Linked DNA regions of Homo sapiens: region 2 is linked to region 1. A link is an interaction called in ENCODE POLR2A ChIA-PET data of the cell type or tissue named here. Cell type or tissue: IMR-90. All regions are shown on one strand.

What was found. Peaks named below come from ENCODE experiments on the same cell type or tissue, not always from the same donor. Only the 100,000 strongest peaks of a DNase experiment are listed, where the experiment ranks them.
Region 2: POLR2A ChIA-PET joins it to region 1 with 20 read pairs; 2 of 35 experiments call an interaction of 5 or more read pairs at or near these places.

What each region holds. Positions count from the first base shown.
Region 1 is chr3:142,206,708-142,214,707 of GRCh38, forward strand. It overlaps GK5 (glycerol kinase 5), which reads right to left. Exons shown (of 16, transcript NM_001039547.3): 3 at 6,819-6,894. Among named protein-coding and RNA genes, the nearest start is that of GK5, 15 kb to the right of the region's middle. In IMR-90, a CTCF peak has its summit at 4,510 (motif pointing left); a DNase peak (open chromatin) is centred at 3,174; H3K27ac peaks cover 443 bases.
Region 2 is chr3:142,377,618-142,385,617 of GRCh38, forward strand. XRN1 (5'-3' exoribonuclease 1) reads right to left here. Exons shown (of 41, transcript NM_001282857.2): 21 at 6,906-7,068; 22 at 5,683-5,796; 23 at 2,465-2,563. Among named protein-coding and RNA genes, the nearest start is that of XRN1, 66 kb to the right of the region's middle. In IMR-90, no CTCF peak of the experiment used is centred here; no DNase peak of the experiment used is centred here.

The DNA.
Region 1 (8,000 bases):
TTCTCCCATTCCATGACTTGTTTTAGACAGTATCTCTGAGGGATTATCTAATCTCAACCCTATTCAATGGGTAAAATCTTTGGGAGGATCCACTATCGTTAATTTTGTTCTGTGTATAATTTGTGCTATTGGTTTATTGTTCACGTGTAAAATTGGAAAAATTATTCTTCAATCCAATCGTGATCAGCACCAACCTATGATTGCTACGGTTCATTTAAATCAGAGAAAAGGGGGAGATGTAGGGAGACCCCCTGAAACTATGGCTACAGAATAAAAGATGAAATGCTCCTGATTATTGTAAATACAAAATTGCATGTAGGACTGTGTAAAGACAATGCCAGGTTGGACTGCCAGAATGAGCCAACAGCGGGTGATGTGCTTCCCCCTGCAGAAAGCCTATGAATGGACATGCAGTCAGGGAGGTTTCACATCACCAAGATTCCTATCCCAGAAAAGCAGATGTTCATAGCTCTGGGAATGGAATGTGACCCTTGTGGAGAGCCTATAAACGGACGCATGAGGGGGGTGCCTATCCATATGGATAAGATAGGGCTATAAACGCCCTCATCTTGCCACGGCTCTTCTAGGCCTCTTTAGGGTTAAGACATACTCCCTTCTGAGAATTTCTGGTCTAACTGGTTGTCTAGCTTCACGTCCTGTTTCCATGGATTGTTTCTAACCAGCTTTTGTTGCAACTGTTACTGCTGATCAATATCTTGCTAATCATAGGTTATGGAAAGATTGTGTTTCTGTTTTAAGGCTCTGTTAGAAATTACTGATGCACACATTATATTGTAAATTCTTATCTCTGTATACTGTACTTCTACATACAAATGTACTGTACTTCTACATACAAATGTTATGTTAAAGAATTACTTCATCCCCATGTGACCATCTCACCTCATAATCAAATGACCCTAAATCTCTCACTAACCTACCCCCGCCCTCACTAAACTTAATAATAAATGCTGGTATATCCAGTGCATTGTTGGCACCGCAGGACCAGAAGGCGGTGACCCCCCTGGACCCAGCTTTCACTATCTTGTTTGTGTCTATTATTTCTCAACCTGCTGATCCACCTAGGAACAAAGAGAGAGCCCCGTTGTATTGCGGGCTGCTGGCCAGATCACGCAATATTCACTCTGTTGATAGGGTCCTGTTTTTCACCTTTATTAATGGAAATCGCAACATTTACCTAGATCATGAGCATGTTACTTCTTTTCGCTTTAGAGATCCAAATGGTCACCATTATCATGAGTACAAATCAGAGGAGTGATTTCCTATTGTTTTAGTCCTCAATCTTGGATGAAATTACAAATCAAACCTACCAAGATGCACACCTTCCACGTTACATGCTGCAGGTGGTTTTCTGAAGCCTAACTGCATATTAGATATCAATGACTAAATTTTTTCAGACATTTTTTAAATGCAAATTGCACATTATGTCAAATTAATTTTAACATAGCTTACTTATTATTTATAATTAAATTTAGGGTAATTTTTCTACTTTGGAGAGTTCCAATAGTTAAGAAAATTGAAAAATTAGTCATCATAAACAAATGAAAAAATAAATGTCCTTTGATATATAAAGTCCAATTTATCTATTTTTTATTTTGTTAACTGCTTTTGATGTCATTTAAGGAATCACTGCCAAATCCAAAGTCATGATGATTTTCTCCTGTTTTCTTCTAAGAGTTTTTAGTTTATAGTTTAAGCTTTTAAATGTAGGTCTTTGATGCATTTTGGGATTCATTTTTGTATATGGTATTAGGTAAGGGTCCAATTTAATTCTTTTGCATGTGAATGTTCAGTTTTCCCAGCACCATCTGTTGAAAAAACTATTCTTGTTCTGCTGGCTGGTCTTAGCACCTTTGTCAAAGATCAGATTGTGTTTGATAAAGATAAAATCTATTGATATATAATTCTTCAGAGCCATTCTACAACAGCACATACTTATACACTTAAATCTGATGTTCAATCACTGGTTTCAGCAAAAATTTATAAGCCAATTTGTACCAGGAGTTGGGTACACAGCTATGAACAGAGACACACAGCACTTTTGCCCTGATGACTGTACTTTCTACCAGGGAATGTAAACAAATAATCAATTACTCAGTTGCTCACTTACAGCTGGAATACGCCCTATAAAGGATAAATAGAGGCCGGGCGTGGTGGCTCACGCCTGTAATCCCAGCACTTTAGGAGGCCGAGGAAGGCGGATCACGAGGTCAGGAAATCGAGACCATCCTGGCTAACATGGTGAAACCCCGTCTCTACTAAAAATACAAAAAATTAGCCGAGCGCGGTGGCGGGCACCTGTAGTCCCAGCTCCTCGGGAGGCTGAGGCAGGAGAATGGCGTGAACTCGGGAGGCAGAGCTTGCAGTGAGCCGAGATAGCACCACTGCACTCCAGCCTGGGCAAAAGAGTGAGACTCCGCCTCAAAAAAAAAAAAATGGATAAATAGAGGTGCCATGAGAGTATTTAACAGATGGCCCCTGTGTGGTGGTCAGTGAAGGCTTCAGAAATGGCAATGGATCTCAGCTCTGAAGGATAAGAAGGAATCAGAAGTATGAACATTCCCAACAAAATGTGCTATATGTTCAAATGTCCTAGAGCAAGATAAAGCGTGTCTTAGAGGAACTGAATGGCTAGTGTGGCTGAAAAGCAGTGAGGGGGAGAGACAAAATCACAAGATGAAAGTGGCATCATTAATTTATAACATAGAACAAGACAATCTAGAATACTGATTTTTCAAGTAATAGCATACATTCCAATATTCACTCAGCACTGACCTGGGTTTATTTTATCTCTATCAACAAAAAAAGGAAAAATGAAGGAAAAGTATAAATGGCAATGTTGTAAATTAATTGTCTTAAACCCTTCTAACACTTTACATCATTCTGTGGCTCTTAATATATTTTAAGTCATAAGTATTTGGTAAGACTCATTAATGTAAGTATCAAATACTACAATAAAAATCTATTTTGTGCAATGGGAATATAGAGTAATTTGTGTACCTATATAATGAGATTGTAAATTAGGGCTGGTATTCTTATTCATCTGTATACGCAGTGCAGCCCCCAGCACGGTGCATTACTCCCTGTGAGCCCTCAAACAGTTATGAGTGAATCCAGGCTCCCATGACTCACAGTTTGTGTTGCTAATTGGCACACACCCTGATCTGAAGTTAGCTGGCAGAAATCTCCCAAGAGACATTGACTAAAGAAACAAAACAGCTCGTGATTTTTTTTTTTTAGAACAAAAGGAATTTAAAAGAACCAAAATGGAAGTGTTATCAGTTAGAGTTATTTTAGAAAGCAGGCTAAACACACCACTTTTTGAATATATTGGAAAAAAAGCTTAACCTGAAGAACATGAAGAAAGCTCAAAGACTGAAAAAAGTTCGTAAGTTTCCTGGTCCCTAACAGGGGGATGGGGGAGAGATAGGGAGAAAAACAAAAAGAAAGTTCAAAGTTTTAGACCTCCTGACAGCAACTGTGAGGAAAATAATGTTTCTATGGCCATGAGGACAGAAATGCACCATGGATGCAGGAGGAAAAAAACAACAAGCTGGGAGGAGGAGCTGCTGGCCAGGACTGGAACGAACAATAGGTTTTTCCACAGGATCTAGTCTGTCTCTCCTTTTCTCTCACAAATGAACAATTAGTGCTTCTGGCTGGCCCTGTGCTGTGCCCATCTGTGTTGTGTCCCGGCTGTTTGCTAGGGCTCTTGTGGAATCTGTCAGCATCATACACCACATTGGCTCCCTGGGGCCCAATGAGCAGAATAGGCTCCGCTCCATTATTTTAATGTAAAAGAAGCACAAAGGCTTTCAGTCTTTCTTCAAAAAATATCCACTATTTCAGTTTCTACAAGCAAAGAATGTTCCCAAAACTCATGAAAGAATACAAACATTTCAAAAAAGAAAAAAGGACAGCCAAGATAAAAAACTCACAATGAATTGCTTTAGGAAGAAGTCTTATCCCTCTACAACACCACCACCACCAGTAAGGAAAGTGAACTGTCTTGAAATCTAACTCTTCTATTCCTTCTAATGGTGATGTATAGTCCTAGCATCAGACAAAAACTCTGCTTCCTAATATTCCGACCTTACTGTCATGAGTGATATGGTAGCCAGGTCCTGATGAAAGCAATCACTGGGGCCAATGGCCAAGTGAATATGACACATCCAATCAGTTCTTTCCCTGAGAATACTCCTCCCTCCACTTTCATCCATCCACTTCCCAGATTAGCGTTGGTCCTGCTTTGCTGGCTTTTTCTTCCCTGACTCACTTTAAATTTGGTGGGAGCAGGGACCCGCAGTCCAAATCCTTAGCTTGCTTTTCTTTTCTCCACATAATCTCTACCAGAGAACACACCTATTTTTTGAGACTTCATCTACACCAATGGTTCCAAATTGGGGATGTCCCCAGGGGACGTTCAGCAATGTTTTGAGACATTTATGGTTGGTACAAATGGTGGTGAGGTGGGCTGGGGTGCTACTGACATCTAGTGGGTAGAGGCCAGGGATGCTGCTGAACAGCTGCAACACCACAGGACGGTCCCCATGACAACGAATTATTCAGCTCAAAATGTCAACAGGGTCACTAAGATTAGATACCTTATCTGTACAGGTAAGTTTAATTCATTCACCCCTTCATCTGACAATATACTACTGTATAAGATTTATTTAAGATTTGCCATAACCAAGGCCAGTGCTGGGGAGTGGAGTAAGCACAGAGGAACTGCAGATGTAGGCATCAATCTGAGATGCAGCATGTCCTGAAAAAAAAGAGTACTGGGCCGAGCATGGTGGCTCACGCCTGTAATCCCAGCGCTTTGGGACGCCAAGGCAGGCAGATCACTTGAGGCTCAGAGTTCAAGAACAGTCTAGGCAACATGGTGAGACTCCATCTCTATAAAAATTTTAAAAATTAGCCAGCCATAGTGTGGTACACACCTATAGTCCTAGCTACTTGGGAGGCTGATGTGGGAGGATCCCTTGAGCCCACGAGTTCGAGGCTGCAGTGAGCTATGATCGTGCCACTGCACTCCAGCCTAGGTAGCAAAGTGAAGACCTCATCCCCCAAAAATGAAAATAAAAAGATCCTATCTGATGGAGATGTGCTATGCCTCAGTCCAAGTTAAACCAATGTTCTAGTCACCTCTGAGATATCTCCACATTCACACGTCCAAAACCAAACATTTTATCATTTTTCCTTCTACCTACTCTCACTACTACCCAGCCCATTCCTCCTTACATTCTCTATGATTTCTATCATACAGCCCAAACATCAAGGCCAGCAGTATTGGTAAATTCAAATTTCTTCTTCCTGCCCAATACTGAATTAGAAGCCAAGTCCTTGTGAATTCACCCTAATTATATTTTTCAGATTCATCTTTTCCCCCTCTGCTCACTTTTCTTTCCCACTGCCCAAGCTCAAGATGTCCTTTGGAGCCTAATGCTTTAACAAAAACACATTTTACAGTGGTGTGTGTGGGTACGTGGGCGGGGGGATTTTGGGGGAGGGAATGTGGGTGTGTGTTTAAACCAAGACACAGAGAAACACATGCTAGCTGGGGGAGGTGGCTGAGGTGGAAGAATTGCTTGAGCCAAGGAATTCGAGACCAGCTTGGCAATATGGTGAAACCCCGTCTCTACAAAAAATACAAAAAAATTAGCCAGGCATATTGGAGTGCACCTGTAGTCCCAGCTACTCAGGAGGCTAAGGCGGGAGGATTACCTGAGCCTGGGAAGTTGAGGCTGCAGTGAGCTGTAATCATGCCACTACACTCCAGCCTGGGTAACAGAGTAAGACCCTGTCTCAAGAAAAAAGAAAAAGAAAAAGAAAGAAACATGTTGAAGGCAATATGGGGATAGTATAAAGAACATACGCTTCTGAGTCAAAAAGACAATTTAGAATCTTGGCTCTATTTGCTCCCTGAGCAACCCTGAACAACTTATTTCTCTGTAAAAACAGATATGATGCCTAAATTATAGGTTTGTTGTAAGGATAATGGAACTTGGGACTGTCACAGATGTTTACTATACAGTAGCTATTACAATATTATAACTGTGTTTAGAGTATATATGCCTCATATGCTATAGACAAATATTTTCTTTTTTTTTTCTTTTTTTTTTTTTGAGACGGAGTCTCGCTGTCGCCCAGGCTGGAGTGCAGTGGCGCAATCTCGGCTCACTGCAGGCTCCGCCCCCTGGGGTTCACGCCATTCTCCTGCCTCAGCCTCCCGAGTAGCTGGGACTACAGGCGCTCGCCACCTCGCCCGGCTAATTTTTTGTATTTTTAGTAGAGACGGGGTTTCACCGTGTTAGCCAGGATGGTCTCGATCTCCTGACCTCGTGATCCGCCCACCTCGGCCTCCCAAAGTGCTGGGATTACAGGCGTGAGCCACCGCTCCTGGCCGCTATAGACAAATATTAAATTTAGAGTAGACTGAAAATATAAACCATAGTACAGTACTGTGTTTCTGAAATTTGTGAGTTTCCTCTGACTCTTTTTAGGTATAATTTTTTAGATCTTTGATCTATGCTTGTTTGAAAAGCTAACTTACCCGAAAGAAAGAAATGGATAATTTTAATGACAGTTAAGTCTTTTTGTGGTATTATATAATATAAGTCAAGCCCAAATGACATGCAGTGAGCATACAAGCCAGAAAGCAGGCACATTTCATCCCTCTTAACCAAACGAAACTATTCTCAATTCAGAAAGTTAAAACTCCCCAAAGAGATTTCATAACCGTGTACTCACTGTGGCATGAACCCAGCAGTAGGGTGCTTATCACAGAATGTACTTACTTGTTCCACGTAATAAAAGTTGCTCTCTGTGTTGAAATGCCAAGACCAACAATTTGATTCATCTGTATTCCTGCAGCTAAAAGTAAAGATGGATAAAACACATGTTTTAAAGCCAGTGATATTTTTCTTTATAATATTACAATATAGAAAAAGAAATCCAATATAATCTTTAAGAAAAATACCTGGGTTTAGCATTCTAACAAAACAACTGGAATTAACAAATAAAGCATTACTAAGATGATTCTGCAGCATTTTTTTTTTACTTGAAGAAAACAAAGGTTGTTTCTTGTTTTTTGTTTTTGTGTTTTTTGTTTTGAGACAAAGTGTCACTCTGTTGCCCAGGCTGCAGTGCAGTGGCACAATCTTGGCTCACTGCAATCTCTGCCTCCCGGGTTCAAGCAATTCTCCTGCCTCAGCCTCCCAAATAGCTGGGATTATAGGTGTGCACCACCCTGCCTGGCTAATTTTTTGTATTTTTAGTAGAGACAGGGTTTTACCATGTTGGCCAGCCTGGTCTCAAACTCCTGACCTCGGGTGATCCGCCCACCTTGGCCTCCCAAAGTGCTGGGATTACAGGTGTGAGCCACTGTGCCCGGCCTTAAAGGTTGTTTCTGAATAACAAAGTAGCTTTTTTTGTTTTAGGTGCTGGGAAAAAAACAAATACTATTCAAAGTATGTCAGATTTATTTTTTCTTGGTAATAATAAGATTGGATCTTAATTTAAGCAATGATCAATCATAATAGAAGCTGGTTAATGACAATAAAGGAAAACTCTCAAGGAAAGTAGTCTAATTATTGAAGCTGAGACCTTATTTTCAACACAAACTGATGCCAGGATGCAAACAAAAATATTGACTTTTTGGTCCAAATTTCTTAAAATATAGCAACTCGAGTATTTTTTGTGATATTCTTTAAAAATCTATTTATCCCACCGGGAAAATCTGGGACAACTTCAATTTGAGCATTGAGAAAAACACATCAACTCCCATATAGTATTCCAAAGTTATTCAACCTGAATCTAACTGGGAGGAAACAATCAGAAAACCTCAAAATGAGGGACACTCTACTAAACTGGCTTGTACTTTTGAAAATTGCCAATGTCATAAGAATGTGCTCTAGATGAAAGGAGCCTAAGCCGACTGACAGCTAAATGCAATGCCTCCTCTTTGGCTGGGTTCTAGA
Region 2 (8,000 bases), 170 kb after region 1:
CCTTTTGAGAAATAATGGGTTTTGCTATAATTTAAGATTCATTAAAACCATCACAAACATCCTAGAAAATATAAAATAAGTAGCTGAGAATGTTGTGGTAAAAAAAGAAGTCAGCTTGAGTGAAAGTTAAACGTATGTAAAGAGAAAGAAACAACACTGTACACTATCATACAACAGGACAGGCTCTTCTAGATCTAGAAAAAGCCAGGGATGAAGGAACACAAGTTATTTAACCTTCACTGATTCCCAGTACAAAGCTCCAGCTACTTTATCTAAAGAGCCACTCTCCTGGTTTCATGACTGCTGTCTAAATTTGTTCTTCAAATGGCACCAGATGGTAAGATTTTAGGGATGACTGCCTTCCATACATAAAGTTTCCTCATGGGTGTGCTGATACATAATGCCTTAAATTCATTTCACAGGATATAAAGCTTTATATTTTACTATTAGTGGAAAAAAAAAGGCTAAGTAGCAATAGCTGGTTGATTGTGAATTAATTTTAGCTAAGTTAATTATCCAACCAATCAATAAGAACAAATGACAGATATCAGAACCTTCCCTCTGTTTTAACAGGAGAAAGGAAAGCCACTGGAAATTTTTGGTGAGAAAGTCCTAAAAAAGATGCTGTTAACTTAAATGCAATTTTCCAATATTCTTGAGGGTTGAGACTGTTCATTCTTAGCTGAGTGGATACATACAGCTTTTGCAGAAAGGCCATTTGTCACTTCCAACTAAAAATGCAGGTGCTGAATTGTTATGAAAGGTTTAACAGAAAACACAAAAAATAGAAGGATAAATCCTAGAATTATCTTCAGAGAAATAAATGAAGATATTCCATTCACTGTAAGAACAAGATGCTATATATAGCCAGAGAATAAGGACACACTTTTAGAAATTAAAATGATTAAATCAAATAGAAATTTTAAATGATAAACAATAAAGTTGAATGAATTTCCCAAAGTAGAACAGAAGTATAACAATATAGGAAATGGATGAGGAGAGATAAAACTAAGAAGATCAATCCAGAAGGTCTAAGATTGAACTAAAAGGATTCCCAGAAATAGAAAGCAGGAAAAAAATAGTGAGGAGAAAATTATCAAAGAAATAATACAAGAAAGTTTCTCAGAATGGAAGGGCATCAGTTGCAAGCCTGAAAGAGCTGAACAGGAGAAGGGAAGAAAAAAGATCCATACCAAGGCACACATCCTCACATTATTAAAAAGCACCAGTAAGGGAAAGGTGCTAAAAAGATTTCAGAAAATGAAAATAGATCACATACAGAAATTCAGAATCAGAATGGCACAGGATTTATCAACAACAATATGGAAACGAGAAGAGAATGGAACAGTGGTTTCAAAATTCTGAGGGAAGGCCAGGTGTTGTGGCTCACACCTGTAATCCCAGCACTTTGGGAGGCCGAGGCAGGCAGATCACTTGAGGTCAGGGGTTTGAGACCAACATGGTGAAACCCCATCTCTACTAAAAAAAAAAAAAAATACAAAATTTAGCCGGGCATGGTGGTGGGTGCCTGTAATCCCAGCTACTTGGGAGGCTGAGGCAGGAGAATCACTTGAACCAGGGAGGCAGAGGTTGCACTGAGCCAAGATCGTGCCACTGCACTCCAGCCTGGATGACAGAGCGAAACTCTGTCTCACAAAAAGAAAAAACCAAAACCAAAACCAAAACAAAATTCTGAGGGAAAATAATCTCTAATCTAGGATTCTACACCCAGGCAAACTATCAATCAAGTGTAGGAGAAGAATAAAGACATCTCCAGACATGCAAGTTTTCTCAGAAGCTACTGGAGTAAGTGCTCCATCAAAATGGAGATATAAATCAGAAAGAACGAGGCATGAGAGTCAGAAAATGAAGCTGGTTGATTGCGAATTAATTTTAGCTAATTATCCAACCAATCAATAAGAACAAATGACAGATATCAGAACCTTCCCTCTATTTTAACAAGAGAAAAGAACGCCAGTGGAATTTTTTGGTGAGAAGGTCCTGAAAAAGATGCTGTTAACTTAAATGCATTTTTCCAATATTCTTTAGGATTGAGACTGTTCATTCTTAGCTGAAGAGATACATACAGCCTTTGCAGAAAGGCCATTTGTCACTTGCAACTAAAAATGCAGGCTCTGAATTATTATGAAAGGTTTAAAACACCTAAATCTGTTCCCAGAGGGTGTGCTAATCAATGTGCCTCTTATAAGCTTGAACACAATAATCCATAACAATCACTATGGATTAATAACGGGATTTCAGTGATTTCCCCCCACAAAGATCTACATGAAGTTTTGAGCACAGATTCCACACTTATTTTTAAATACCAGATGCAACTGGGAGAGAGAATCTAATCATTATTAAATAAAATATCTGAAATAAATTCAAAGGAGGTGGCAAAAATATCCTAATATTTTAAAAGTTTATCAATTCTAAATGAAACAATACAAACTACTGTACTCACATGCTGGTTCTGTATTAAAGCATCAAGATTGGGTTCACATGGAATGCTGAAAATCACACGAATCCTACCTTCTGTAATCACATCACCTGAATCCTGAACCTTAGAAGAAAAAAAAATCACAGTATAGTCTCTTTCAGTACATTTTATTTTTTAACTTATTTGAACACTATTATTTTTGAAATACAGTATGACAAGTTGGATAGTGGAAATTCTCTTGAAATTTGTTAAGTGGGTATGAAAATACTGTAAATTTGAGTCACTGTATCGTTGCTTTAATGGTTAACTTCTTTTGAGACAGGATCTATAATACTATAAATTTGAGTCACTGTATCATTGCTTTAATGGTTGTTAATTTGTTTTTTCTTGTTTTCTTTTTGACAGGATCTCATTCTGTCAGACGAGATCAGGTGCGTTCAGGGTGGTATGGCCGTAGACAGGATCTCGCTCTGTCATTCAGGCTAAAGTGGTGGGATCACAGCTCACTGCAACCTTGAACTCTTGGGCTCAAGTAATCTTCCTGCCTTGGTCTCCCCAAAGTGGTAAGATAATAGGTGTAAGCCACTGCACCTGGACAATCATTTTTTTTTTTGGCAACAGGGTCTTGCTCTGTCATCTAGGCTGGAGTGTAGTGGCACTATCATGGCTTGCCGACTTGCTGCACTTGCCTTCCTGGGCTCAAACAATCTTCCCACCTCAGCCTCTCAAGCAGCTGGAGCTACAGGTATGCACCACTAAGCTCAATTATTTGCAGAGATGGGATTTTGCCATGTTGCCCAGGCTGGTCTCAAACTCCTGTGCTCAACCAATTTCCCCACGCCCGCCTTGGCCTCTCAATGTGCTGGGATTACAGGTGTGTGCCACTGTGCTTGGCCCAATCATTCTTTTTTAAATTAACTTTTTATTTGCAAATAATTTCAAAGTACCAAAAAGTTGCAAAAAAAAAAAAAAGTGGAGGTTGCAGTGAGCCCAGATCATGCCACTGCATTCTATCCTGGGTAATAGAGCGAGACTCTGTCTCCAAAAAAAAAAAGAAAGAAAGAAAAGAAAAAAAATTTATCCAGATTCACCTGTTGTTAGCATTGTAAAACAAATGCCTTTAACTTTTGTGTACTATGTGTGTATTTACTTATACATAGTTATCTTTCTGAACCCCTTGAGTATATATTACATACATCATGTCCCTGACCTCAATATTTCAGTGTGTATTTCCTAAGATAGATATTTTACTATATAATCACAGTACAGTTATTAAGTATATAAATTTACATTGACATAATACTTTCATCTAAGCTACCATCTATATTCCAATTTTGTCAGTTGACCAAATAATGTCCTTTATAGAACTATTTTCTTCCTTTATTACAAGATCCAGATTAGGATCAGATATTGCATTTAATTGTCATATCTCTTTAGCATCCTTTAATCTAAAATGTATCCACTGCCTTTTTTTGTTTTTATAACACTGACCTTTTAAGTTATTGCTTTTTTTTTTTTTTTTTTTTTTAAGATAGAGTCTCACTGTGTCATCAAGGCTGGAGTGCAGTGGTATGATCTTGGTTCACCACAACCTCTGTCTCCCAGGTTCAAGCAATTCTTATTCTCAGCCTCCCAAGTAGCTGAGATTACATGCATATGCCACCATACCCAGCTAATTTTTATAATTTTAGCAGAGATGAGGTTTCGCTGTGTTGGCCAGCCTGGTCTCGAACTCCTGGCCTCAAGTGATTGCCTATCTTGGCCTCCCAAAGTGCTGGGATTACAGGAGTGAGCCACCATACCCAGCCAACATTGACATTTTGAAGAATATATAATTTGTCCCTCCCTCTCCAACCTGCCTTTTAAAAACAAAACAAAACAAAAAAACAGTTCCTTATTTTGGGTTTGTTTGATGCTTCCACATAATTAGGTTATGGTAGTACATTCACAGCCAGAATACTGCATAGGTGATGTGTCCTCCAAAGGGTATTACATCTGGAGGTACACAATGTTCATCTGTCCTTTAATGCGATGCTAACTTTGATTATACCATTAATATGTTGCTCAATTTTTTTCCTGCATAATTACAGTTTTCGTTTCCCTTGCAGCTAATAAATAATCTGTAGGAGATACATTCTAAGACCATGCAAATATCCTGCTCCTGATTTAAAAAAAAAATGCCCCCTAGATTTAGTTCCCAAAGATGATTCTTACATGATTCAATCTTTATCATAATGGTTGCACAATGGTTTTTCAACTGCAGCACTCTCTCCAAATTTACTTCTTACATGCTACTACAGACAAGAGACCTTCCTTTCCCTATTTATCTTTTTACTGTCACTACGGAATCATGAATTCCTGTTTTCCCCCCAGTGGTTTATAATTAACTACTGAATTTAATTATTTTGTCACTCAAAGTATCCAAGATTTGGGCAGTGGTAGTACCCTCAACCTGGTTCCTGTGTTTACATGACATACTCCCACCATTCTTCTGAGCACCTCCTTACTTTCTGACATAACAAGATGTTCCAGGTTCATCTTGTATCTTCCCTGCCCCAGATCCAGAATCAGCAATTTCTCTGAGAAGCCCTGTTCCTTTTAGTGAGTTATGAAATTAGACGTCAAGATCTGGGTGGTACATGTGCTCATTGTGCTAAGGTGTCTTTGCTTCTTATTCCTTTCAGCAAATAGAGCTAGAAACATATGCATACGTGTATATATATATACACATATATATGTGCCTATATACACAGATATACAAACATATATACATATTTTAGAAACCAAGAGTTCACACTAATACTTCCAAATCTGTCCCTATAGGTTCTTTCTTGCTTTCTCTCCTTCCATATTTGCATGTACCTTTTTCCATTTAAGAACCAAAGTTCCTCAAATATGAACGCATTTACAAATTCACTCAAGCCTATTACATGTCTAAAATAGTTACAAAATCGTTTCATCCATACCACTACAATAAACAAAACTGCTAAAAAAAAAGAGATCAGGATTTGAACACACCACCTCTTGATCCTAATCTGCTCAAGACTAAAAGTATATGGTCTTTAGTCTTAGATATATAGTATTTAGATATATAAGTCAAACACTGTGTTCATAAGTTACATGGATAAATTCTTTATTTTTTCCCTTCATTATTATATTTTAATTTAAACCTAAATGAAGAGAAGTTAAGTAACTGCTTTAAACTAGAGAAAAATGTATCAGTAACAATAATGGAAACTAACTTCTCCAGTGCAGCCATAATAGGGAGTTCCCAGCATAAAGACCATACTTCTCAGAGGAAACAAATCATCCAATGTTTTGATATTGGAGAAACGGGAGTCGAAAGCTCGGATGTCCTACATAAAATAAAAGTAAATAATCTTAGTCATAATTTCTATAGATTGCGTATCAAGTTTTTTTCCTATGGGATTATGACTATGCTGTTTGCAAATGTCAATGTGAAGATTTTTCTACATAATGCCAAGAGCTAAAATTTGTTGACTGGTTATATGGCAGGCACCCTTCTATGTGCTTCACACATTTATTGAGTTCATTTAATCCTCATGACAAACCTCTGTGGCAGAGACCATTATTAGCCTCACTTTACAGATGACAAAACTGGGGCACAGAAAGGGGATGAATCTTGTCCAAGGTCATGCAGCTAAGAAGCCAACTCAGGCAGCCAGTGTTCTTAAGTCACTTAATCACTACACTGTACTATAACACCCCAAATTACAGGATCGCTACATACTTAAAAAAATTTTTGTCCTCTTATCGTATCTAAGATTATAAATGCAAAAATAAAATGCCTTTTACATTTATAAGATTTAAGGCAAACATTTTTGAAGAATAAAAATATAAAATTCAAGGGTGTAAGTTAATGGTGGGATTTTTTCTTTTAGAGTCTAAGTCCTTAAAAAAAACCATAAAAGGCTGGGCGCAGTGGCTCACGCCTGTAATCTCAGCACTTTGGGAGGCCGAGGTGGGTGGATCACGAGGTCAGGAGATTGAGACCATCCTGGCTAACATGGTGAAACCCCATCTCCACTAAAAAATACCAAAAAATTAGCCAGGTGTGCTGGCGGGCACCTGTAGTCCCAGCTACTCGGGAAGCTGTGGCAGGAGAATGGCGTGAACCCAGAAGGCGGAGCCTGCAGTGAGCCGAGATGGCGCCACTGCACTCCAGCCCGGGCAACAGAGCGAGACTCTGTCTCAAAAAAAAAAAAAGAAAAAAAAAAAAGCATACGAAAGCATAAAAGACAAGTTTCCTAACTATATATACTGAGTGTCTGAGCATGTAATACTTCTTACAAATAATAAGTTATTTTGTAAATTATATTAAATGATAATCTCTATTATACATTGCTGAATTAGTCTATTTATATTAACATATCTTTTCATTATACAGTGAATAGTGTATTAATAGTGTATATTAAGACAGAATTGAAACTTGATATAGACTTACCTTGACAATAGTTTGATAAACAAAAGGAACAACTTGTTTTGACCACTGTTTCTCTAGACGAACTTCACCATTTTGATTTATTTGATATTTACGACCTGTGAGTAACTGAGCATACACAACTGCAGATGTTTCATTTATTATTATTCCTTTTCTTCTCAGGTAGCTAAAATAAAGAATAAACATGAAATATACATATGAATGAGTATGCAGATATTCTAGGACGATAATCGTCAACTATCGTAAACTATCAACTCATAATCAAGTGTGTAAATAAACTTTAAATAAATACGCTAGCAGTTCCAGGTACCTAACTTGAGACTTTTTGCATTATTTATTTTACTCTGTGGGTACTTCTCCAACTGTCTCTGTGATTAAATAAGAACTCATAGAGCTATACAAAACTCCTGTTCTCACATCCACTAGGATCGTTATAATTAAAAAACAGGGAAAAAAATAAGTTTTGGTGATGACATGGAAAAACTGGAACATCTGTACATTACTGGTGGGACTGTAAAATGGTGCAGCTGTTGTGGAAAACGGTTTGGCAGTTCCTCAAAAAGCAACATATAATTAACACATGACCCAACAATTCTAAGCATTCCAACCCCCCCGGATTGGAAACAGGTACTCAAACAAATATTGATACACAAATGATCATAGCACCACTATTCAAATAGCCAAAAGGTAGAAACAATCCAAATGTTCATAAATGAACAAATGGATAAACAAACAGTGGCATATCCATACAATGGAATATTATTCAGCCATAAAGAGGAATAAGCACTGACACATGCTACAATGTGTATGAACTTCGAAAGCATGCTAAATGAAAGAAGCCTGATACAAAAGGCCATATATCATATGATTCCATTTATATGAAACATCTAAAATAGGTAAATCCATGAAGACAGAAAATAGATTGGGGGTTGCCAGGAGTATGTGATGGCTTTTCCAATCTAAAGTAATTCAGACAGCCTCCTAGTTTTTTAGATAAAAGTTTACTGGAACATAGTTATCCATTTACTTCCTGTCTATGGCTGCTTTTGCGCTACATGGTAAAGTTGAGTAGTTGTGACAGACATTGTAAAGTCTACA